Linked DNA regions of Homo sapiens: regions 1, 2, 4, 5 and 6 are each linked to region 3. Evidence: chromatin loops called from intact Hi-C (ENCODE). Cell type or tissue: Calu3. All regions are shown on one strand.

Evidence for each region. Peaks named below come from ENCODE experiments on the same cell type or tissue, not always from the same donor. Only the 100,000 strongest peaks of a DNase experiment are listed, where the experiment ranks them.
Region 1: a loop joins it to region 3, with 2.1 times the contacts of the local background. A loop is called at or near these places in 3 of 110 quality-filtered maps.
Region 2: a loop joins it to region 3, with 9 times the contacts of the local background. A loop is called at or near these places in 88 of 110 quality-filtered maps.
Region 4: a loop joins it to region 3, with 4 times the contacts of the local background. A loop is called at or near these places in 33 of 110 quality-filtered maps.
Region 5: it touches region 3 in a loop (2.8-fold over the local background); 4 of 110 quality-filtered maps call a loop at or near these places.
Region 6: a loop joins it to region 3, with 10 times the contacts of the local background. A loop is called at or near these places in 19 of 110 quality-filtered maps.

The regions. Positions count from the first base shown.
Region 1 is chr3:154,170,598-154,174,597 of GRCh38, reverse strand. The region is part of intron 6 of ARHGEF26 (Rho guanine nucleotide exchange factor 26); the gene reads right to left. Among named protein-coding and RNA genes, the nearest start is that of ARHGEF26, 51 kb to the right of the region's middle. In Calu3, no CTCF peak of the experiment used is centred here; no DNase peak of the experiment used is centred here.
Region 2 is chr3:154,094,085-154,098,084 of GRCh38, reverse strand. All of the region lies in intron 2 of ARHGEF26-AS1 (ARHGEF26 antisense RNA 1), which reads left to right. Among named protein-coding and RNA genes, the nearest start is that of ARHGEF26-AS1, 25 kb to the left of the region's middle. In Calu3, a CTCF peak has its summit at 2,053 (motif pointing left); no DNase peak of the experiment used is centred here.
Region 3 is chr3:154,251,423-154,255,422 of GRCh38, reverse strand. It overlaps ARHGEF26 (Rho guanine nucleotide exchange factor 26), which reads right to left. Exons shown (of 15, transcript NM_015595.4): 13 at 2,240-2,307; 14 at 599-703; 15 at 1-92. It overlaps LOC105374167 (a long non-coding RNA gene), which reads left to right and starts at 1,450. Exons shown (of 2, transcript XR_924597.4): 1 at 1,450-4,000. In Calu3, a CTCF peak has its summit at 2,212 (motif pointing right); a DNase peak (open chromatin) is centred at 2,202.
Region 4 is chr3:154,120,021-154,124,020 of GRCh38, reverse strand. It overlaps ARHGEF26 (Rho guanine nucleotide exchange factor 26), which reads right to left and starts at 2,631. Exons shown (of 15, transcript NM_015595.4): 1 at 2,502-2,631; 2 at 946-2,079. The coding sequence starts at 2,028. It overlaps ARHGEF26-AS1 (ARHGEF26 antisense RNA 1), which reads left to right and starts at 2,811. Exons shown (of 4, transcript NR_037901.1): 1 at 2,811-2,949. In Calu3, CTCF peaks have their summits at 1,707 and 1,937; DNase peaks (open chromatin) are centred at 1,050, 1,780, 2,170 and 2,690.
Region 5 is chr3:154,020,950-154,024,949 of GRCh38, reverse strand. It overlaps ARHGEF26-AS1 (ARHGEF26 antisense RNA 1), which reads left to right. Exons shown (of 4, transcript NR_037901.1): 4 at 1-549. It also overlaps the pseudogene RPL21P42. Among named protein-coding and RNA genes, the nearest start is that of ARHGEF26-AS1, 98 kb to the left of the region's middle. In Calu3, no CTCF peak of the experiment used is centred here; a DNase peak (open chromatin) is centred at 1,549.
Region 6 is chr3:154,038,139-154,042,138 of GRCh38, reverse strand. All of the region lies in intron 2 of ARHGEF26-AS1 (ARHGEF26 antisense RNA 1), which reads left to right. Among named protein-coding and RNA genes, the nearest start is that of ARHGEF26-AS1, 81 kb to the left of the region's middle. In Calu3, CTCF peaks have their summits at 1,488 and 1,689 (motif pointing left); a DNase peak (open chromatin) is centred at 1,678.

The DNA.
Region 1 (4,000 bases), 81 kb after region 3:
ATTGTATTTCCTCAATGCCTCAAATTACATATTAGTATTTATTAATATAATTCATTAAGATATATTTTCCCTTCTTCCCTCCAACCCCTGCTGAATTTGTAGAGAGGCTCTCTGAGGAACTTCAAGAGTGCCACCTGATGCATAGGCACAAGCCCCAGCCATTGTATCAAGCTAATTCAGACCAAAAGATCAAGCCAACACAGTGTGCTTCGGAGCTCTCAAATGGATGGCTGGTGGGTTGAAACTGCCCTACACATGTATTTTAAAAACCTAAATTAGCTCCAAACATTTAAAAATTAAGGAAGTGCACCCACACATCTAGATTTCCCACTTTTTCTGAAACATCAGTAGATCTGGCAACACTGAGCTTACATTCCACCATGGCTGGAATGACTGGCGCTGTACTCACAGCCCAGTTTATGGTGATCCCACTACTCAGACCCATCTCACACCCATCCTACTTTACTAAGCTATATGGCCTGGCTGCCAGGGCAGGTATTTGAACTTGTCTCCCTGTAGAGAGAGCTCTGGAGTCAGATCTTGTCTGAATTCTGGATTAAATAACATAAAGTACTAAAAGAACTTACCACAGTACTCAGCACACTGGGCTGAATAAATGGTCATAGATACTATTATCATCTTCAAATGACAAGGCATTTAAGAAATACTTGAGAAGATGCTAATTTTCACCCAAGCCAAAAAGGTTTCTGAAATCACTCATTTCAACTCTCCAAATTTATGTTTTATTTAGAAACAAACTGAGTTTTTAGGGACTCATTAAACTTCTGCTCTTGTTTGTCAGGAACCTGCAGGCCTCCACTCTACATATGCAGAGAAAAGAATAAGCAAACCTCTGCAACCTCTGGTTTTCATTTAGTTGCTAAGACAAGCAATAGATTGCAAAAATAGTTTTATACATGTATCAATCTGTACCCTACTCCTGAAAAGTTTCTCATATTAACATAAAGAGGGAAGAGAATGCCAGCTTTCATTAACCTATAAAACATTAAACATTAAAGAACGAATTAATTGCTGCAATTAGCATCAAACGTTGACAAATGTATGGTTGTAAAATGTTTATCTTTCATTATAAAGGCTCTGGAGTTTGCAAATTGCAATAATTGATACTCTGTAAGAACTGTAATTAATTGAGAACTTTTACAGTTCAATTACAGGAGTAAAGGAAAGAAAAATTACATTCAATTGTCTCTTCATAATTTTAATGCAATCTTGGTGAATTAAAATTGGCAGAAAATCTTACCAACTTACATTCATAATCTGAGACAGACAAAACTGTAACAGAAGCTAAATCCAATTATTTATTCTATATTGGCAAAAATCCAAGGCAGTAACATAATGAATTTTTACGTGGATGGCTGCAGGTGGGGTGGGGGGGTGGCAGGAGTGGAGGGTAATGCAAAGAAGAATCCATGTAAACCTTTCTAATAAATTCCCTTGAAATGGCATAATTACGATATGAAATGGTATTAATAGTACTTGACTGAATATACTATATTCTGATAATAAAGTAAACGTTGCTGTAAAACCTTAACCATTTCTCAAATGTCGACTTTGGCTACAACATAGGCTACGACATATGTGAAAATTGGTACTCATGATCCTTAATAAGCATTTTACTTCAAAGTCAACAATTTTACAGCACAGCCTATCCCTTCCATAATGACAACTTAGAGTTATAAAATGGGGACATTACTTATGCAATTTATGTTTATAAAGCTAATTATTTTTGGAAATCAAATCACTACAAATGACCCAAAAAAACCCTTGGATGTTTATTTTATAAGAAGAAACATATTGAGGATGAACATGTTCCCCTTAGAATGAATGTATCTGTTCTATATGGCTGGCTCTTCCTTTGCTTTTGTTTTTGGTTTTGTTCTTTTGAGACAGAGTCTTGCTCTGTTGCCCAGGCTAGAGTGCACTCATGTGATCTCGGCTCACTGCAACCTCTACCTCCTGGGTTCAAGCAATTCTCATGTCTCAGCCTACAGAGTAGCTGGGACTACAGGCACACACCACCACGCCCAGCTAACTTTTTTATTTTTAGTAAAGATGGGGTTTGCCATATTGGCCAGGCTGGTCTTGAACTACTGGCCTCAAGCAATCCACCTGCCTTGTCCTCCCAAAGTGCTGGGATTACAGGTGTGCACCATGGTGCCTGGCCATGGCAGGCTCTGCCTAGGCTGGCCTGTCTTTAAACACAACCTGTGCTTTCCACATTCTGAAAACAAATGAAAGCAGAAGACTCATCCACATTCCACAGCTACTGTGAAACTTCAACAGCATCTACTGCATTTACTGAAGTGCTCTACCTCCCCTTCACTTTTCACTTCTTTGGAAGTGATGCTGATTACTCCAATAATCTTCTGGAAGGCACAGGGGCCATGCCATGACTCCAGAGTTCCAAAAGTGTATCCTTTTTACACTGATGACACCCTGAATGAGCCGGTCGCACCTGCTTCTTGCGCAGAGCCTTTCCTGTCTACAACTCTGTATCTCATTGACATGGCACAAAATACTGATCCTCAAAAGAATGCCACAAGAGATTGAAACCATTCTTAAGGTATGTTGATTCTTCCTTTATAAATATGGAAGAAGAAGAAAAAAAATTACATCCTGCTTGCCTTCTAGAGCACACATAATCCGGGGTTTCCTTCTACTCCCACTGGCATCTCCTTCTCAGCATTCTTGGCCAGTCCTCCCCCACCCCCAACTTCTCAATATCTTAGTGTTGGAAGGTCTCAGGGCTTGGTGCTCAGCTTTAACTTCTCTATCTCTAGTCTTTCTCCAATAATCTCTTTCAGCACCATTGCTTGAAATTCCATCTACATGCTAACCACTCCCAAATATGTCTCCAGCCTTCAAATGGCCCAAATCCAAACCTGCTTGCCTGCCTGTTCAATAGTGCCTCTTATGTCTCATAGCCATCTCAAAAGACTATGTGGGACAAGGGACAAATAACTACTGCAAAACTCAACAGCATTAGAAAAGGCAAAACTATAGAAATAATAAAAAAGATCACTGGTTGTCAGGGGCTTAAGGAGAGGGAGGGATGAACAGGTGGAACACAGAGGATATTTAGAGCAGTGAAACTATTCTGTATGATACTAATAATGATGAACACATGCCATTATACATTTATCCATCCCATAGAGTGTAGAACATCAAGAGCAAACCGTAATGTAAATTATGTACTTTAGGTGATAGTGATGTGTCAATGTAGCTTCATCAATTACAACAAATGTACCATTCTGATGTGGGATGTTGATAGTAGGGTAGAAGCTGTGTGGGGTGGGAGCAGCATCAGGGGGTATATAAGAACTCTGTACTTGCTGCTCAATTTTCCTATAACCTAAAACTGTTCTAAAATATAAACTATATTTCCCACAAGTCTTTCCTGGCTACTAGAGAAAGAGCTGTCCAGTGGGAAAGATATAATCTCTCTATGCCAGAACCAGATTCTAGACCACTTTCTTTCACTGAGCAAAAACACAAAATAAGGAAACAACACACAATTATGCCACATGTGAATACTCAACCTGTTCCTCTCCCATTTCTCTTCTCCAAGCAGCCCTCCAAAACCAGGAGGAGGGAGTTTTTCAACTTACTTCTTGAAGAAGAAAAAGAAATCAATCGTCCCAACAGGTATTTACAGAAATAGCCAATAATTCAGTATTAGCTGATAATTATGAATCATCCTTACATTAGAGGGTGACCATACAATTTATCCTCCAAATTGGGATATCTTTTGAGAATGAAAGGGGCAGCTAATCACAACTAAAATTATCCTGGGCAAATGAGGAGATGCAATTACTCTAATCATTTAAAAAGCACTAACTGTATACCAGGAGCTAGTCTAATGGCTTTCCATAGACTGACTGACTGATTCGTTTAACTTCCATAATAACCCAAAGAAGTAGTTAGTGGTATCATCTCCATTTTACACACATGACTGCTGAAGCACAAAGATGTTAGGTAT
Region 2 (4,000 bases), 160 kb after region 3:
GGGTGGGTAGTAGTGTTTACACACACACACACACACACACACTGTCACACAGATAGAAAGTGTTAGAGTCAGTATTTAAGCACAGCTTTGTCTTACCCAAAGCCCATGCTTGTTACATCTGCTTGAAATTTTGTTCTTGTATTTTCCTGAATGATGAATCCTGAGCTACACTTTAGAGTGTCCAGATGTATCATGCATCTCTGGGCTCCCATAACACTTAATTGACACCATGACAGCAGAATCTTTTAACACAGTGCAATAACCAGTTGTTAATATACCTGTCAATGGTCTTAATTTGTTGCTCATGCACCCAGTGGTAAAAAACAAATCTGGGAATAGCCTCCTGGATATGTATTTTTATGTTTATATACATTTGTGACATATATATACTATTCCATATTTATAATACTAATGTTAGTATTAATATTAGATGGTAAGCTCATTGAAGGCAATGGCTGTGTGATTCATCTTTATCTAGAGTTTTGCATGGTACCTGAAATGTAGCCACAATAATACAATTTTCCAATAAAAGTTTTTGAACATATACTTTGACATATGACAATGATGTAGTTGTCCATTATCGCTAACTACTTGCTGTATGTTATCCTAGAAAATAAAATCTTCTTATTAACTCTAAGTGATAGGCACTACTTTTCCCATTTTACAGATGAGAAATCTGAATTTACGTAACAGTTGACAAAACTTGTATTCTAATCCAGTTATTCAGAGCCCCCAAAGATACTGAAGTTAAATACTATGCTAAATTTTTTTTTTAACACATGAAGTGACAGTGAGTCAGAATATTGATACTGTTCTGGAAATTTAGAATATAGACTGTTAAAACTTTTTTTAAAGACAGGGTTTCACTCTGTCTCCCAGGCTGTATTGCAGTGGCACTATCACGGCTCACAGCAGGCTCGTCCTCCCTGGCTCAATGAATCCGCTGGTCTCAGCCTTCCGGATAGCTGGGATCACGGGTTCACACCAGTACACCCGGCTAATTTTTGTATTTTTTTTTTGTAGAGATATGTTTTTGCCATGTGGCCCAGGCTGGTCTCCAACTCCTGGGTTTACCATTCTCCCACCTCGGCCTCCCAAAGTGCTGGGATTACAGGGATGAGCCACTGCATCCCCTAAACACATAATTTTAGTTGTTCATTAAACAGCCATGTGTTAGCAACATTTTTGTAGTTTTATGCTTTGCCTTTCTAACTAGATTATAAGGCTCTTATGTGTGCATAAATTTTTACCATTTTCTATTCCACCTTGCATTGCTCAGATGCTTAACCAGTGTTTTTGGGTGAGTTATTTTTGAGAAAGACCAGGGAAAGTTGTATGTGGGAGAGTAGGCAAGTGTGAGTAGAGAGGTGTCAGGTGGGTGGACATGGGGTATGTAGCATTGACAGCGGAACGGCTTTCAGCCCACTTTCCACACATCACATACCACAGGCTGCTAAATATCCTAGAAAAATCTTGTTCATCATTGCTTGATTGAAGAGGAGACCTAACTGAAAAGAAAAAATTCTACAGAATATTAGGCACTAAGATTTCACAACTTCACTATCCAACAGTAAGAGTGGCATAGAAGTGATCACTCTGAGTTACTGATGATGTTATTTAAAAGAAGAAAATTTCAAATTTAAGTCTCAGTAAAAAGCCAAAGGTTTAAATAAATGGAAAGCAGCCAGCAAGGGAATGGTGTCTGCAGTGCTGGCTAACATAATATACAATGCAAAAAGGCTTCTTCATAATGAAATTCAACTTAAACATGGGGAGACACATTGTCCTATTTTAAATGCTACAAAATGATAGATACGACCTGAGAACCAGAAAAAAATATAAATGACATTGCAATCCGGAGATGAGAGAATGTCTTAATTTTCTGACAGCGTTTTTTTCCCTGCCACTAAATCACCTGTATCAGGCAAGGCCTTGCACCCACCTTGTTGGAAATGAACTCACTTATCTACTGTATTTCAAAAGTGAAATGATGGTATAAATTCATTTAGATATAAAATTGAAGAAATTTCCTTATGTATACATGTCTCAGAGCAACACAGCTGTGCCCTCTAGTGATCATTTTCTTCTGTTGTTTTATGAGGAGTCTTGAAAAGCATTGTAACAAATTTACTCCAGGTTCCTCTTCTATTTTATAAATTAGTTTTTTGTGGGAGATGATTGCTACTTTGGAAAATAAATGCTACTTTGGCACTAGGTATAGTGAGTGTAAAACAAAGAGTTCTTTATTTTTGTTCTCTGGAGCTCCATTTTCTTCACTTATAAATTCACTTTGTTGGGCCATGCCTTCAGTTTCACCCTAGTCAGTTACCAGAGGATTGGATTGAAGTATAAAGAATACATATATTCAGTATTGCAAATCAGTTGGATCAAGTCAGGGCAATTTTTTTAAGGAATATTAACCTTCCTTAATACATGTTGTGAAATGTGGTATGGCAAGAACTCTGTTAAAATTTTTCAGTCAAATTTGATCCTTGGCTCAATTTGATTTACCAGGTATACAAGTGTTCATGTCTCAATCCTTTGCTCCGTTGTAAATGCCTTGTATATAGGTATTGTATCTTCTAGAGCCTGGCATTTTGCACTATACTGTGTTTTGAAGTGTTCCTCAAATGCAAAAAGTTTTTTAAAAAGTTAAAACAATCAACAGACTTTAAGTTGCAAGTGCAAAGAACTTTTTTTTCTGGACCATTTAAGAGAAAGTTACCAATATAATGCCCTGTGTTCCCTGGATATTTTAATATGTGTTTTCCAACATTAATATGTTACTCTCACCTACACCTCAGACTTTATTTCAGTTGTCCCAATAATGTTCTTTTTTACCAAAGGATCAATTTCAGGATCATGTGTTGCATTTAATTGTTACTTCTCTCAGGGTTCTTCCACTCTAGAAAAATTTTTCAGTTTTTTTCCCCAGTTTCATGACCTTGATACTTCCTAAGATACCAGCCAGTTATTTTGAAGAACAATCTTCAGTATGGATGTGTCTGAAGTTTTCTCATGATTATATTTAGGTGACACATCATTGGCAGGAATATCACAGAAGTGATGCTGTGTTCTCAATACATCCTGTCAGGTGCACATGATTTTAACTTCCCCCATTACTGATATTTTCACTTTTATTACTTGATCAAGGTGGTGTCTGCCAGGTTTCTTCACTGTAAAGTTACTCTTTTTCACTGTATAATTTTAGAAGTATTTTGTTGGGAGTTCTTTAAGACTATGTAAATATCTTGCTCTTCATTAAACTTTCAATTTATTCATTTACTTATATCTCTTAGGGTTCATATTTTCTATTTTATTCCATAAACTATAATTTCTTAATATCATTATTTATTTTAATGTTCAGAGTTCCTCCAGTTTGGCCAATGAGAACCCCTGCAAGTTGATGTCTGTGTGATTTTGACACGTTCTATTACTTTTTCAGCACAAAAATTGATCATTTTGTACTTTCCTTCCTCCAGCCCTGGAATCTGCCATTTTTTCCAGGAAGTTTCTGCTTCCTTTTAGTAGCGAATAATATTTAGAAACAAGATCTCGGCACTAGATACTCCTGCTGTCTCTCAGAAAACTAAGCTAAGGAATAGATGTATGCGTATGTACACACACACACCTATGTTTATTTCTATATCTATATTTATTGAAATGCATAAGTTTATTGTCAATATCTCCAGTTCCTGTTCATCACAGAATTAATTCTAGTTGTCTTTTTTCCTTTGTTTTAATTCCCCTTTCTGCGAGTGAGAAACTTGGCTCTTATAGTCCTTCATATATTCACTTAATCAACTTGTCTAAATGTTGCCAATGAACATTTTCCCTGCCAGGCATCGCACTCTGTGTCTGGTGGCTCGTATGCCTGTTCACTGTCTCGTTCCAGCTCTGAGAGCCTATGCAGGATTTCTCCTATGAGTGGATATTCTCTTTCTCTTTTTTGAGACAGAGTCTTGCTCTGTCGCCCAGTTTGGAGTGCAGTGGCATGATC
Region 3 (4,000 bases):
ATCAATTGTAGCTTGACATGTTATCTCCTTGGCACATTCCATAGGAAACCAGCCTCTTTCTCCATCTCGTAGTCGTTCCCCCTCATACCAGCCTGTGAAAAAGAACAGAGTCCACACCAAACAACAAGTATTTGGAGTGTGCCAGGCTCCAAGGATATGAAAAAGCTGAGAGGCAGCATCCCTCCCCAGGCTAAGTGCTACGGTGAGAAGAGAAAGTGGGACAGGGAAAGCTTTCGAGGGGGAATGAATGACATGGCAGGGAAAGAACGTGAGCAGAGGCCCTGAAGTGAGAAGGCTGAGAGTATTTGAACCTGGGCTGAGCTGGGAAAGGAGATGCTTTGGGTAAAGGATAGCAGGAAGAATGCTATTTTTGAAAGGACGAATATTTAGAGATAAGAACTGGGTCACTGAGGGACTGGGGAAAAAAGAAAACGTCATGGTTTAGCCTTAGAGATGAGAAGACAGTACATATATGTGATCTCAAACATTAACATGTCAAGATTTGGAATATGGGCAATGATGACAAAATGACACTCCTCGGGTCTATAGCACTCTGCATCCTGGACCACGAGTGTCCCATAAGAACGCTCCCACTCACCATCGCTGACACGTTGATAGATGAGGACGACGTCAGCCACCTGCAGGGAGAGTTCATCTGGCTGCTTAGCAGTAAATGACCTAACGATTTCCACCTGGGTCAGTGCTGAGGCCAAAAGAGGACATACTAAGTTTCCAGTAGCAGAGAAAAAACATGTGCAATCCAATAATGTACACTTACTTATTTTTCTCTGCAATTCAGGGCCAGCATTGAGAGAAACAAGTTGGGCTTCTAATAAAAAGCAGAACATCTTTTCTAGCAACTCCCTTGCTTGGCTATAAGCTTTAGAATTTTAGAAGCTCAGATTTGAGAGGCCTTTTATGATGCATGATTCCCCTCAATAACAGGTTGATCAGGAGTCATTAGTCATGTCACACAATGGAACAGAAAACAGCCACTCTGCATTAGGGAAACTGAGACATGAAAGAGTTGCTGATGTGCCAAGGCCATGCAAAATCTGCAACAGACACAGTTCTCCTGGCTCTCATCAGAGTGTCTCCCCATCCCAACAGCAGCACATGAAAGTTTCCAAAAAAAAGTTTAGAAATAAAATGAGCTCCAACCAAAAGCTGAGAAGTCATGTTAGACCTCCTCAGAAATGCTGACATGTGGCCGGGCACGGTGGCTCACGCCTGTAATCCCAGCACTTTGGGAGGCCGAGGCAGGCGGATCACGAGGTCAGGAGATTGGGACCATCCTGGCTAACACGGTGAAACCCCGTCTCTACTAAAAATACAAAAAATTAGCTGGGCATGGTGGCGGGCGCCTGTAGTCTCAGCTACTTGGGAGGCTGAGGCAGGAGAATGGTATGAACCCAGGAGACGGAGCTTGCAGTGAGCTGAGATAGCACCAGAGCGAGACTCCATCTCAAAACAAACAAACAAAATGCTGACATGTGACTTCTTAATTTGCTTTTTAATACAAAGCTTGATTTCCGGGAACTTTCAAACCAGTCATTTTGGCTTTTAATCTAAGCTTAAAGCTATAATTTTTGAGTGTTCCAGGATAACAATGTTTTGTTCTAATTCTTTGGATTTGACCTTGCAACTGTAATAATCTAAGAAACCACAGCATCAAAGTTAGGAAGCTAATAGGCATACAACACCCCCCTTCACTGCGCCAGTTTCTAATTCTCTAGAATAGTGAAACACACTTTCTTAGAAGGTCAAAAAGAATTCTTAGGTAATTTTCTTTTAGATTAAAAATACTTTTCAGCTTAAATCCAGACTGTCAGTATGTAGAAGGTTTAAACATGATCAACTGTTGCCCACTGATAATAGCTAAAAATTTAAGGGCTTTACAGTTCAAGTAGGGCTTTTAACATAGATTATTTAACTTAATCTTCACAATAACCCCATGTTGTATATAATGGTGTAACTGACTTGCAGATGGTTAAATAGGCTCTGCAATGCTAAGCAATGATTTGACACGTTTACACAACAAAGAAATGCACCTTGGATTTGAATTCAGACCCCCTGACTTCCAAAGCAAGGATCATACATTTTTGGTGTAAAGCAGAAGGAAGCCCTGGAGGAAACTTAGGCAAGTATTGTGGCAATATAACTCGTTAGTAACCCGGCGTCCAGCAGGGGGCAGAGCCCATCCATGTTCCCAAGTGGGCTTCCCCTTGAGAGAACTTACAGGTTCGGTCTGCAGGCGGCTTCCCGCTGCTGTGTCCCAGGGCAGTTATCCAGCGGGCTCGCTCGCTCCTAAAACAGAGGGCAGATCCAACTGAGAGACTCAAGGTGTAAAAACACAGAATGGAGTGTTTTCTAGGCAGCCAATGCAAAGGCACTCCCAGAAAACAAGAGATTCTCTAGAGAGGTATGGTAAAACAGGGTGAGAGTAGTTTAAAAGTGATAAGCTGGAAAGTCTAAAATAAGCAGGAGACTAGTCATCATTGTCAAAAGAGTCTGAATGAACTTGGCTCATTATTGATTAAAAGGAACTTCCCATATGACAGTTTAAAAGTTAATAAGGAGCTGATTACACGAACACATTATAACTCCAAAAGGTATTTAGCATACCCATAATTTGATGTTTAACATTTCAAAAGCAGTTAAGTTTCATTTTTTAAAAATCCTACTAATTTCTCTGCTTCCTCCCCACTTCCCTTCCCACACACTCAAACCTTTCCGTAAACTTGAGAAACTTGACATATTTAGTTGTCTCATCCCTCATACAACTAATTTTGCCAAATATGAGTCTTACTGAAATAGAAATTCTTTGGCCACTTTTACACTGTTCCCAAATGCTTAAAATGGTTTAATGAGCACAGGAAAAATGACCAATACTTTTAATATAATATTAAGCTATAATTACATAAAAATAATTATTCAACTAAAGGATCAAAAGTTTCAGATAAGCAAGCACTTCTCTACATAATGCAGTCACCCTGGTTTTTTATTTTGAGCACCAAGTATTAAAATTACAATTAATTAAATACTGCCCCGCCACACACATACTTTTAACTCTCTTATGTATTTATTAAACACATGCTACATGTCAGACACTGCACTCAACATCCACTATTCCATGTAATCCTCTCAAAAGCCCATCTGAAGGATGCTAAGATCAGACAGAAGTTCAGAGGCAAGCAATTCAAACCAAAGTCAGTTTCTACTGTGCCACTCTACATTCTTAAGAAAAAATGCCTTCATGACCAACACCTGGGGAAAAAAACTCTTCTCTCATAGCAGCCTGAATCTACAGATGCTTGTCGCTGTCACCCCACCTTCATCCCCATATGCATCCTTCCAACCCAGGCAGAGAGGATGACTTACCGCATTGGAACATAGCACCCTTGCCCCAGCCTTTCCTATTCCTTCCCTGTTTTTGCGTAGATAAGCCCACTCATTATTGCCATTAAAATTTCTTAACATACATAACATAAACTGAGTTAATCATAAGCGTGTACAGCTCTGTGTTTACTTACCAAGACACAGATGCGCCAGGCATTTCCATTCTGACCCTTTCCAATCAATAACCTCTGTCCAAAGGTGACTGCTCTTGTTTTCCATTACCATGGAATTTCTATTACCATGCTTCTTTTGTACTTTTTGCAAATGAAATCCTTTAGTATGTATGCTTTTGTATTTGGCTTCTTTTGCTCAACATATATCCACTCAATGCTGAAAACACAAGGCTCACTTCCTCCAGTGGGGGCTCCTCTGATACATAAACCAATCCTTCCATCTCCATCCCAGTCTGATAATCCTGTTTCTAGGGCACCCCTCTGCACAATTCTATTATATTGCTGGTCAACAGTAAGCCTCATAAAAGCAGGCAGCTTATCCATTTGGTTCACTGCATTATCTCTACAACATTGCCCAACACGTAACAGGGGCTCAGTATATGTCTGCTAATGAATGAATTATATAACTCATCACATATTGAGCCCAA
Region 4 (4,000 bases), 130 kb after region 3:
AATAAAACAGGCTTGCTTGTGTTTTGCATATGTGCCATTTATATAGACTGGTTCCAGTGCTCTGATTAACCAAGAAAAAATGTGGCTGCCAAAAAGAATCTGCCTTATTGCTGAAACCTGTGTTGTTTCTGTGGAAGGAAGCACACACTCCAAAATACCCCTCTTCAGTTTTCCCTGTTTCTTTATGTCATATTTGACAATATTTTAATAAGTGCAGCTAATGGGACAATATAGGGGAGCAATACCACACAGTGTCCACCCTAACCTTAAGTTTTCAGCTGCCAATCTGTTACATGCACTCAAGGATGAATGGGCATACAACGGGAATAAAACACAACCAAAGGCCACGGTGACAAAAACAAGCAACAAAAAAGATGACAAAATATTTATGTCTTTTGTGATCCTGGCAACTGATTTTCAAATTCACATTCTACCTGAATGACATCAAGTGCGTAGTAACCACTCAAAATTCAGTAAGTAAAAGCAAAAAATAATCAACAGGCTCAAACAGGAATCAGTATTTTTCTGAATCAGCTGTGATAACAGCTATCATTGACTGAAACCTCTAAGCAAACTCCAGACAACTTGACTGCAGAGTGCGGTTCTGAACATGCTCCTCCCCCTTTCAGCTATCTCTTTTAAAAGTGGTAAAGACTCACTCAGCCAATAATCTGCCATATTTCACTCTTGTCCCCCCCAATTCTGCCTGAGCTTAGAAATTTAAAAGTGATGAATTTCACTTCTTCCCACAAAGTTGCACTAAACTCGGCTGTGCCTGCCAGCATCAAAGTGGCCAAGAGCTGGATGTACACTAGCAATCAAGAGCAAAACACAGAATTAAAACGGAATGACTTCTTCGGGTTTCCTCTACGCTCCTCCTCCCCACTCCCAACACATTTACTTTCCGCTTAGTGAATGGCGTGCCACACTCCTGCCCACTTTTACCTTTATCCTTCCCAGACTGGAAAACTTCTCCTTGTCTTCCATCACCACTTTCAGAACAGGCTGGGACATTCTGTTCTTCTTCTTCGAGCTGGTAGGACTGTCAAAATCAAAGCCACTGACCACTGCCCTGCGATAAGACGTGGACCGCAAGCCTCTCCGCAGAGACCCTGGGCTATCCACGTCGTTATCGACCTCACTCTCCTCCCCTGCGTGACCCAGGGGTCCTCCTAGGCCCTCCACCATGCTGCGCACCTTGAGGAGTCTCTTGTGGGGCTCCACATTTTGATTGTTGGATTTACTTATTTTAATTTCCGAGGCCAGACTCTTCGGAATGATCTGCTGCTTCCCCACTTTGAGGGCGGCGGGGCTGTTTGTACTCAAAACCACGGAAGGATTCTCGAGGAGCTCGTTCTCCTGGGAGGGCAGCCTTTGGAGGGGGAGTTTTTGTTCCGAAGAACTTTTCTGGGGCCCAGGAAAGAGCCCCCGTTCGGGGTCCTTTGCCTTCCGGCCGGACTGCGAACCTGACCCAGGAGAGTCGTTATTAGCGGCAAGGCCATTTGCAGTGGGCGAAGGCACCGGGCTGGCAGTCAACCCAGTAAGGTCCTCCTCGGGGGTGCAGGGGGCGGGCGCGTTAGGAGTCCGCGGGGGGCGCAGAACCGGCGGCGGCGGCGGCGCAGGCAAGGTCACCGCGCCATTTGCTGGGGATTTCGGGGAGCCGCCAGGCACCGCTTTGGGGAGCTTGGGTGACTTGGGCCGTCGAAGTCGAGGAGAGGCAGCCCTGTACTCCGGGGATGCCGTCCCACCATTGGCCACCGCTCTCCGCTGGGCGCCCAGAAGCAGGGGGCTCCTATGTACCGTCCTGCTGTCCGAGGCGGTGGGCACCTGGGCGGGAATCTGCGCTGCGAGGAGCGTCCCTCCGTCCTCCACCGGGAAATCCGTAATTAGTAACCCGTTGGGGCTCTGGTAGGACTGGGGCCTCGGCTTGCTCCGGCCCAGAACCTGGTGGGGCTGAGGAATCGACCGCCTCCGCCACAAAGGGGTTATGCTGTTGCTAGAAAAATCCACCTCGCTCTCGCCGTCCATAGCCGGGCCTCGAAGTCAGCGCCGGGAGGAGCAACACCGAGTTAGTCTTGCCTAAAGAGGAAAGAAGTTAGGAAACTGTGCCTCTGGACAACCGGGGACGCCTGGCCGACTCGCGTGCTCCCAGACCGGCGGTCCCCCTGCTGCTGCGCAGGACACGACTGCACCGCACTTACCCGCCCTTTCTCGGGCAAAAACTGCACCACTGCGGTGCGCGGTTCCCGGCAGAAATCTGGGCTGCCGCCCAGGCGGATTAATCCAATCACCTCCGCGTCCCTCCCGCGCCAAAAGACCACCCGCAGCAAATGAGCCCGCCACCCATTCACTGAGTGCAAGCCGAGGCACAAGAAACTTGGGACGAGTTCAGCTTTCTTGGGAAACTCGCCGCGGGACGCTCCCTTCTGTCGCCATCCAGCCTCCCGCCCTCATCATGGGTACCCTCGCGCTCCAGGTGCGCGGCTCCCACGCAAATTTACCTTCTGGGGCTTGCAATGTCCGGGGCCGAGGAGCACCCACTACCCCGTGGGTGGCCCGGGTCCGGGACCGAAGCGCAGCCGCGAGAGCTTAGGAGAGCGCTGCCGCCGACCGCGGCGCCGGCGCCGGCCCGCCCCCACGCCTGACTACGCCCCCACACTTGGCCCCGCCCCCGTTTCGGCCCCGCCCAGATCCGCCTCCATCGCAGCCAGAAGCAAGAAGCTGTCTTCCCGCCCCCGCGTGCCTACAATCAGCCCCAGTCTCCCTGGGAAACCGACGAGCGCACCTGAGCTGGGTTCTGAGCTCCAGCGTTTTGGGGCTAGAAGTTGCGGACTAGTAGCTGAGGCGGCACGGGAGTGTAGGCGCGCGGGGTCGTTGCCGGGGGCACAGAGTGAGAACAAGCAAGGGAGCCCTGCTGAATTGCAGCTTAGGAAGCCCTGAATCCTGGAGGTGCGTTGAAACCGAGAACGCGCGGCGTAGTAGACTTTGTGAGATGCGTGGGCAGTAGCGCAGAGTTCTAACGCAGAGTCATGCCCTCTCAGCATTCAGGTGGTCTTAAATCAGATGGGCTCGTCCCAGTGCTGAAAATGCATTATAATATAAACAGATAGATGGGCTTGTTTGTGCCTAGAGTCTTTCCGTAGGAAAGACTGGCAGCTCTGAAGAGGGAAACTGGGTGGCTAGGAAACCGGAGGGAGGGAGAGTTTTCATATAATTATTTTTGGTCCTTGTATGCTTTGCATCTTGAAACCTATCTGTGAAAAATAAGCTCAATTTACACTACAAAAAAAGTATTGGTTTCCAACAGTACATAGAATAAAACTCAAAATCCTTAGCATGGCTTACAAGACACTTCACTACTGCCCTACTTCTTCAGCCTAGTCTTTCCTCCATCACTTTCTTCATTATTTTTTTGGCCACACTCAAAGTTTGACAGCCTCATAACCTTCCCTTTCGTTCCTTCTTGACCCGACTTGTCACTGCGTCAGAAAGGCCTTCCCTGTCCCCTCCTTAATTATACCATTGCCCCGTTTATTTTCCCAGCCACTTGTTCTCTTCTATTTTTGCACTTATAAAATTTTGTATATATATATATTTATGTGTTTATGTTTATTGTCTTTTGTCTTTACACAGTAATTTGCATGAGGGCAGGGGTCATGTTTTTTTTTCTTCTCCGTATTTCCGGCACATGGTGGGCACTTAATATTTATTTAATGAGTGAGAGAATGAATGACAGGAATGAAGTGAAAACAGTGACCATTCCTTCCAAAGTGCTTGGTTGTCAAATAGTAGAAAGATGGCTGTGTCTTGGCCAGGCTCCTGCTGTGTGACAATAATGAGGCAAACTTGAGAAGACAAATAATTTTAGACCATAAGAGCTGTATAATTGATTCTATTAGCAAGACAAATGGGCCCTTCTCCAAGTTCTCTTTCTGCATTCATGCATTCAGCAGGGATGCAGTGAGCATCCACTGTGTGCAAGTTATGCTGCCTGTTTTTG
Region 5 (4,000 bases), 230 kb after region 3:
ACCCAGCAATCCCATTACTGGGTATATACCCAAAGGATTATAAATCATTCTATTATAAAGACACATGCACACGTATGTTTATTGCAGCACTGTTCACAATAGCAAAGACTTGGAACCAACCCAAATGCCCATCAATGATAGACTGGATAAAGAAATTGTGGCACATACACACCATGGAATACTATGCAGCCATAATAAAAGATGAGTTCATGTCCTTTGCAAGGACATGGACAAAGCTGGAAACCATCATTCTCAGCAAACAAGAACAGAAAATCAAACACTGCATGTTCTCAGTCTAAGTGGGAGCTGAACAATGAGAAAACATGGACACAGAGAGGGGAACATCACACACTGGGCCTGTTGGGGGGTAGGGGGCTAGGGGAGGGATAGCATTAGGAGAAATACCTAATGTAAATGACAGGTTAATGGGTGCAGCAAACCACCATGGCATGTGTATACCTATGTAACAAACCTGCATGTTCTGCACATGTATCCCAGAACTTAAAGTATAAATAAATAAATGAATAAATAAATAAATTTTAAAAAGTGCCCTTTATGTGTGTGTGTGTGTATATATACATATATATTACATATATGTTTTAAATATATTTATTTTTTGTAGTTCAGAGGTCTTTTATCTTTCTATACCTATTATGCCATGAATTCATAGGGAATAGGTTCCAGCAGCTCAGGCTCCTCTCCATTGGTTCTCCAAAGTGTGCTCCTCTGGGTGGAGCTGGCTGACACCAAGTACCTTTGTCTTTGGCTTCCTTTTTTTCTGATCATTTTCCTTCACGCGTTTCAGGAAGCTATTTCGGGTCTTAGAGTGCTTAATGTGCTTAATATGCACATTAATTCTCTTGGCAAGAATCCTGCCCTTGTTTGTTTAGAACAATGCCAACAGCATGCTGGGTAACATTGTAGACTCTTCCAGGTTTGCCATGGTAGCACTTGTGGGGCATTCCTTTTTGAACAGTATCCATTCCTTTGATGTCTACAATATCGCCTTTCTTGTGGATTCCCATGTATGTGGCCAAAGGAACAATTCTATGTTTTCTGAAAGGCCAAGAGAACAATTATCAGGTGACTCTCCTGTTTCCCTTTGTGTTCGTCATTTTGGTGAATTACTGGAAGATGGTGGTTCTGGCTGAAAGAGCTATTTTTGTAGCTTTGATTCTGCAGTTATTAATTTTTATATTGTTGATTTGTGCATGTGTAATTATATTCAACCTTCTCTCTCTGAGATCTGATGGTATAAAAGGATGACATTTATGTTGCCAAATATTTTACCTAAGTAAAAAAATAACTGAATATAAAAGATTACATTTATCATAAATTATATACCCTAAACTGCATAATCAGAGTAGCAAAATGCAGACACTTTCATCAATTCAATTTTGATGGTTTAAAAGCATTTTCCCCCACTGGTGTGCTGAAACTGGCCTGCACTGGCTTATAACAGCTGATTGTTAGATTTTTAGGAATCATGTTGGCAGCTTGAAATCAGTCATAGAAGGAGTATTTACACCATGGAAACCAGCAAATGTTACAAACCAGCACTTTTTTTTTCCCTCCAGGGAGAAGCCAGATGTTAAACATTAACCAGTACACTACTACCTATGTACACAAAGTCTCTCTCTTTCTCTCCTCTCTCTCTCTCTTTTTCTCCTCTCTCTCTCTCTTTCTCTCCCTAATAAAGTTTGTATGATTAGGAGGAAGAAATTACATGATTAATATCAAATTGCCTATTACAATTTTTTTGTAAAGTTGTTGTGAATTGAATGTATTATATTCTTGGGAGAATAAAATGAAGTCTGGACCAAAGATGAATGTCTTGTAGAAAATGTATGAATTGGTTTCAGAAGGTACAGTTCTAGATTTTCTCGACAATCAAAAACATGTTCAGTGAAAATGAATACTTTTTTATTTTAATAAATAAGGACTCCATTTACAACTGAGCAACTGTCTTTTTTTTAGGGGAAATTTTGTACAAGATTCCTCCTCTTGCCTCAAAAAATAAGGAGCCCAAACTTAGACTCAAGCTCTGTTTAATGTTAGGCAATGCTTCTTGGCAAAGCAAGAGAACTGTGATGTTCTATCACTATAGAATTAGCCACGAGGCATGCTGCTCAGAATACTGTTACTTACATTGTTACCAGTTACAAGAGCCTCTATTGTACTCAATACACACACACATACACAGGAAAAGTAGAGTCAATATTGGTGGTGGAGCTGTGAGTTGCACAAATATGCTGCCTGAGTAGTTATGTGTCTGAATTAGCTAACATTAGCATCCATTATGCCTAAATAGCTTTCAAAATATAATACTGAAATTTCTCTCTTCTGCCCCAGAGTTTACATGTCAAAAGTTATTGAATTTAGAGATTTCTAAGATTGACATGCAAACCAGTGTAGTCCAATATTCTCTTACAAGGCTACTTATTCAGAAAATTTGTGAGACCTAGGTCATATCTCTTTTCATTCACACAATTTTTCACACAGACAGATTTTAGCAATAATTAGAGTGTTATCATTGTCTTATATAATTTTATTCTTTAATAAAAAATTGCAGTTATGACGGAAAAAACATCTACTTATCATGGTAATGAATTATTCACTCATGATCGAGACAGACACCTATAATTATATGATGATTTGGCTTATCTTCGATAAAGAGTTTTAAATTTTATTTTTTAATGATTTGAAATAAAATTATGTGGTATATAATTATATTTTGTAAGTGTTCCACTTGTATTTGAATAAAATGTATATTTTTAGCCAGGCACAGTGGTTTATGCCTGTAATCTCAGAACTTCGGGAAGCTGAGACGGGAGGATTGCTTGAGGCCAGGAGTTTGACACCAGCCTGGACAGCATGGTAAGACCTCATCTCTACAAAAATAAAAATAAAAAAATTTAGCTGGGCATGGTGGTACATGCCTATAGTTGCAGCTACTCAGGAGGCTTTAAGTGGGAGGATTGCTTGATCCCAGGAGTTTCAGCTGCAGTGAGCTATGACTGTGTCACTGTACTCCACCCTGGGCAACAGCGCAAGACCCTGCCTCTTAACAAAAAAGTATATTTTCTGTTTGAGAGTTCCCATAGGAAGTTTCCTCACATGATTTTGTATTTGTCAATTTCTCTATTTATATATATTGCAGCTATACTTGGCTGTTGTTCTTTCTTGGTGAATTATTCCCTTCATAAATTTGAAATACTCCTTTTTGTCCTTTTCAATATCTTCAAATCTACTTTTTTTTTGCTACTAAAAATGCTAGTACATCAGATTTTTTTAACTAATATTTCCTTGTTGGTTTTTATCACACTTGGAATCTTAAATCTTTTGTGTTACTTTGTTTAAATGAGTCTTTATATCATATGAACAGTACAGTATCTGAGAATTTCTGTCTTTTATGAGGTAAATTTAAAGCATTCACTTTTGGGGGGAATTACTGGTAAGTTTGGACTTATTTTGTCATTTCTTTTTTTTGTGCTCAATTTACCATCCTTTCCATTCCTTGGTGTTTTCTTTTCTACTTCTTACTGGGTTGGCCAATCATTCTATTTTCACCTCTATCCATATGGTAGTTCTACATTTTTTGTAAGTTCTAATTTTCAGGAGTTCCCTTAATATTTGACATTTTTCTTGATTTCAAGGCAAGAAATCATAAACATATAGTTTGATGATTTTTCACACCCAAAACAAAAAACAGAATATTAGTAGCATCCTGGAGGCCCCCTTGGGCCCTCTTCCAGTTCTAACTTCTTTCCCCAAGATAACCATTATCCTGGCTTCTAACATAAGAGATTAGTTTCTCCTCTTCTTGAATTTTATATACATGGAATCATGTGGTATTTATTTTTGTTTGGCTCTTTTTTTCTTGCTGACATTATGTTGGTGAGATTCATCTGTATTGTTACACATAGTTGTAGTTTATTCATTGTCGTTATTATATAATACTTTGTTGTATCACTATGCCATAATTTATTTATGCATTCTA
Region 6 (4,000 bases), 210 kb after region 3:
CTAGTAAACTCTAAAACTAAAATCAGAGCAGGATGTTATAGTAAAAGAAAATTGCTAGGCACAGCAGCTCACGCCTGTGATTCCAGCACATTGAGAGGTCAAGGTGGAAGGATCACTGGAAGCCAGGAGTTTGAGGTAATCCTGGGCAATACAGAGAGACCCTGTCTCTACAAAAAATAAAAAAGCTTAGCTGGGTATGGTGTCGCGCCTGTAGTGCTAGCTACTCAAGAGGCTGAGGTGGAAGGATTACTTCAGCCCAGGAATTTGAGGATGCTGCAGTGAGCTATGATAGTGCCACTGTGCTTCAGCCAGAGTGACAGAGGGAGACCTTGTCTCTTAAAGAAAAAAGAAAAGAAAATTACAAAAAACTGGGCTTTTGTATTTTTTAATCTATTGTGGGAGCTCCTCAAAGCCACCAAAACTCTGCCAATTCCTGGTATGAACTGAGAACAAAGTCTCAACTAGAGATTTTAATGCCATTAAGCAGAAAGAAACCAGCAGAAGAGAAACCAGCAAATGCCCCCAGAGAAGAAAACAGCTGGCGATCATGATCAACATCTCATCTAGGAAGGACTATTCTGTCTCTGGAATTTTAGTTCATTTACTCCTAATTGTTTCTATAGTTGTTCATTTTCATTGTTTTTTGGTATTCAATTGAATGAGGATATTACCACTTATTCTTCTACTTTTTATGAACCTTTAGGTGTTTTCAATATTTGGTTATTATAAATATGTTACTATGAACACTTGGTACATGTCTCCTGTTGCACATGCAGGGGACATACTTAGAAGCTGAATTGCTGAGGATAGGATCTGTGTATGTTCAACTTTGGCAGTTAATGTCAAATAATTTTCCAAATTCTTGACCAATTTATATTCCCACCAGCAGTGTGTGAGAATTTTCATTGTTTTAATTTTACTCATTCTGATAAATATGTAGTGAGAACATAGTTTGTCTTTAATTTGCATTTTCTTGATTACTAATGAGGTTGAGAATCTTTTTCTGTTTACAAGTCATTGGGATGTCTCTCTTTGGAATTCTCTTTTCAAGTTTCCTGTCCATTCTTTTTTGCTTTTTACCATAGTCATCTCTCCTTCATATTAGTTTGCAGAAGTTTTTAATGTAGTCCTAATATGAGATTTCAGTTAGATTTATATGTTTTCTCTCATTCTATGACTCACATTTTTACTCTTTTATAGCATTTTTTTAGTTACATGTTTGCGTTTAATTTTGGTAAACGCACGCAACATAAAATTTACCATTTTAAATCGTTTAAAGTGTACAGTTCAATAGTGTTAACTATATTCACATTGTTATGCAAAAGACCTCTAGAACTTTTATATCGTGCAAACTAAAACTCAATACCCTTTAAGTAACAACTGCCCATTTTACCCAATCCCTAGCCCTTGACAAACATCATTCTGCTTTCTGTTTCTGTGAGACTGGCTACTTAAGATTATTTCATATAAGTAAAATCCTACAGTGTTTATTACTTTGTTATTGGCTTATTTCAGTTAATATAATATTCTCAAGGTTTATCTTTATCATAGAATGTGACAAGGTTTCTTTTTTAAGGTTGAATAATATTCCATTCTATGTATGTGCCACATTTTCTTTAACTGTTCATGTCAAGGGACATTTGGGTTGCTTCCACCTTGTGGCTTTTATGAATAATGCAGCAATAAACATGGGTGTGCAACTATCTCTTCCAGGGCCTGCACTGCATACTTTAGATATGTCCTCAGAAATGAGATTGCTGGATAATAATTCTCATTTTTAATTTTTGACAAATCTCCACAGTTTTTCATAGTGGCTGCATCATTTTTTTCCCACCAACAGTATGGAGGAGTTCCAATTTCTCCACATCCTCAACAGATTTCTTTTTTCTTTTTGTTAATTTAATTTTTATTTTAGGTTTAGGGGCATACATGCAGATTTGTTATATATAGGTAAACTGCATGTCACAGAGGTTTGGTGTACAGATTATTTCATCAGTCAGGCGATAGCCATCATACTCCATAGGCAGCTTTTTGATCCTCTGTCTCCTCCCCACCTCCACCCTCAGGGAGGCCCCAGTGTCTGTTTTTCCCCTTTGAGTCCATGTGTTCTTGTTGTTTAGAGTTGTTTATAAGTGAGAATATTCAGTAATAGTGTTTTTGATTAATAGAAGTTCTTCATTTTAATGTAGTTTAATCAATTTCAACCTTTTTATTCTTCCCTTTTTTCTTATTTAACTGACTAGTTCAACCAATTCAGCTGACTAATTCTCTGTGGTTTTTGGCATCTCTGATGTGTTGTTTTGCACATCTAGGAGATTTTGTAGTTTTATCATTTGTACTTCTTCAGCTTTACAATTATTTAACAATAATGTTTATTTCTTTGTTGAAATAAATATTATATTTATAATAGTATAAATATTACCATAATTTTATTGTAATATTACTATTATAATATATTTTATTATAATAAATATTATATTAAGAAATATTATTTCTTGACTGAAATAAACATTGTTAAGTAATAATTCTAAAGCCAAAGAAGTACAAATGTTAACTATAAAATGCCTATTTATTCATTGACACCATATTTTTCTTCAATTCTTTGAACTTTTTTTTTTTTTTTTAATTTGAGATGGAGTCTTACTCTGTTGCCCAGGCTGGAGTGCAGTGGCACCATCTTGACTCACTGCAACCTCCACCTTCCAGGTTCAAGCGATCCTCCGGCTTCAGCCCCCCTAGTAGCTGGGATTACAGGTACGCACCACCATGCCCAGCTAATTTTTATATTTTTAGTAGAGATAGGGTTTCACCATGTTGGCCAGGCTGGTCTCAAACTCCTGATCTCAGGTGATCCACCCGCCCTGGCCTCCCAAAGTGCTGGGATTACAGGCGTGAGCCACCATGCCCAGCCAATTCTTTGAATATTTTTATAGACATTATAACTGTCTCTGAAGTGAGTGCCACATGTGCCAAAATACTTAACTAACTACCAAGTTTTTTAGCATAGGGAAAACCCACAGAGAACCAGGTTTTAAAAGCAGTGCAAAGACGGAACAGGGCAAAAAGAGCATGGAATGGTTCTAAGATACGAGTAATTTCCTGCAGGTTTGTTTGCTTTGGGATCTGTATTCTGACCTTTAGGTTTTCTGTTACTTGAACTTTTCATAACTGGGAACATGCTTTTTTAAGAAAAGCATCCAATTCATAGATTCTGCTCAATATCACTGTATTTTTCTAGAATACACATTATCTTCCCTCTGCCTACTTCTCTGTGGTGTCTCCTGGAGCCTTAAAATATACGAATAGTTATCAATCAGGCATTTAAGTAGTTCAGATTCTGCATTTGGGTCTCTGTGGTTTTTATATTGTGAGTTCACAATTCTTAGCTCTTCCACGCAGTTTTTGTATTTTTATTTATGCTTTTAGATACTTCTCAGTAACTTTAGGCAGTTTTGTTTTTAATGTCTTTCATGTTTTATAATTGCTATCTGCTGCAGGTTTGCAGGGCCACGTATCTCCTACTATTACTGGAAGTTGATTTTGAATTAACTTTGAATATCAATTTTTTATTATCCGAAAATGTATATATTTCACTTTCAGTTTTGAAGAATGATATTGCTGAGTATAAAAATCTAAGTGGAAAGTGGTGTTTCTACTGATATGTTAAAGATATTTTACACTTTAAGTTTTCATTCATTGGTGCTCTTGGAAAGTCATCTGTTAGTCTGTTGCTACTTTGAAAAGAATTTATATTTTATTTTTCCCTTGGATGCTTTTAAGGTTGTTCGTTTTTTATTTGATTATATGTTTTGCTATGATGTATCTCTGTGTAAATTTCCTTTAATCTGCCCTGCGATCTCTTGAAGCTGTGGCTTGCTTCTTTTATCAATTTTGGAAAATTGTCAGCCAATATTATGTAAATATTTTTGTCCCACTCTCTTATCTTTTATTACAACTACAATTAAATGTATGCTAGATCTTTCATTGTTTTCTCAATGAA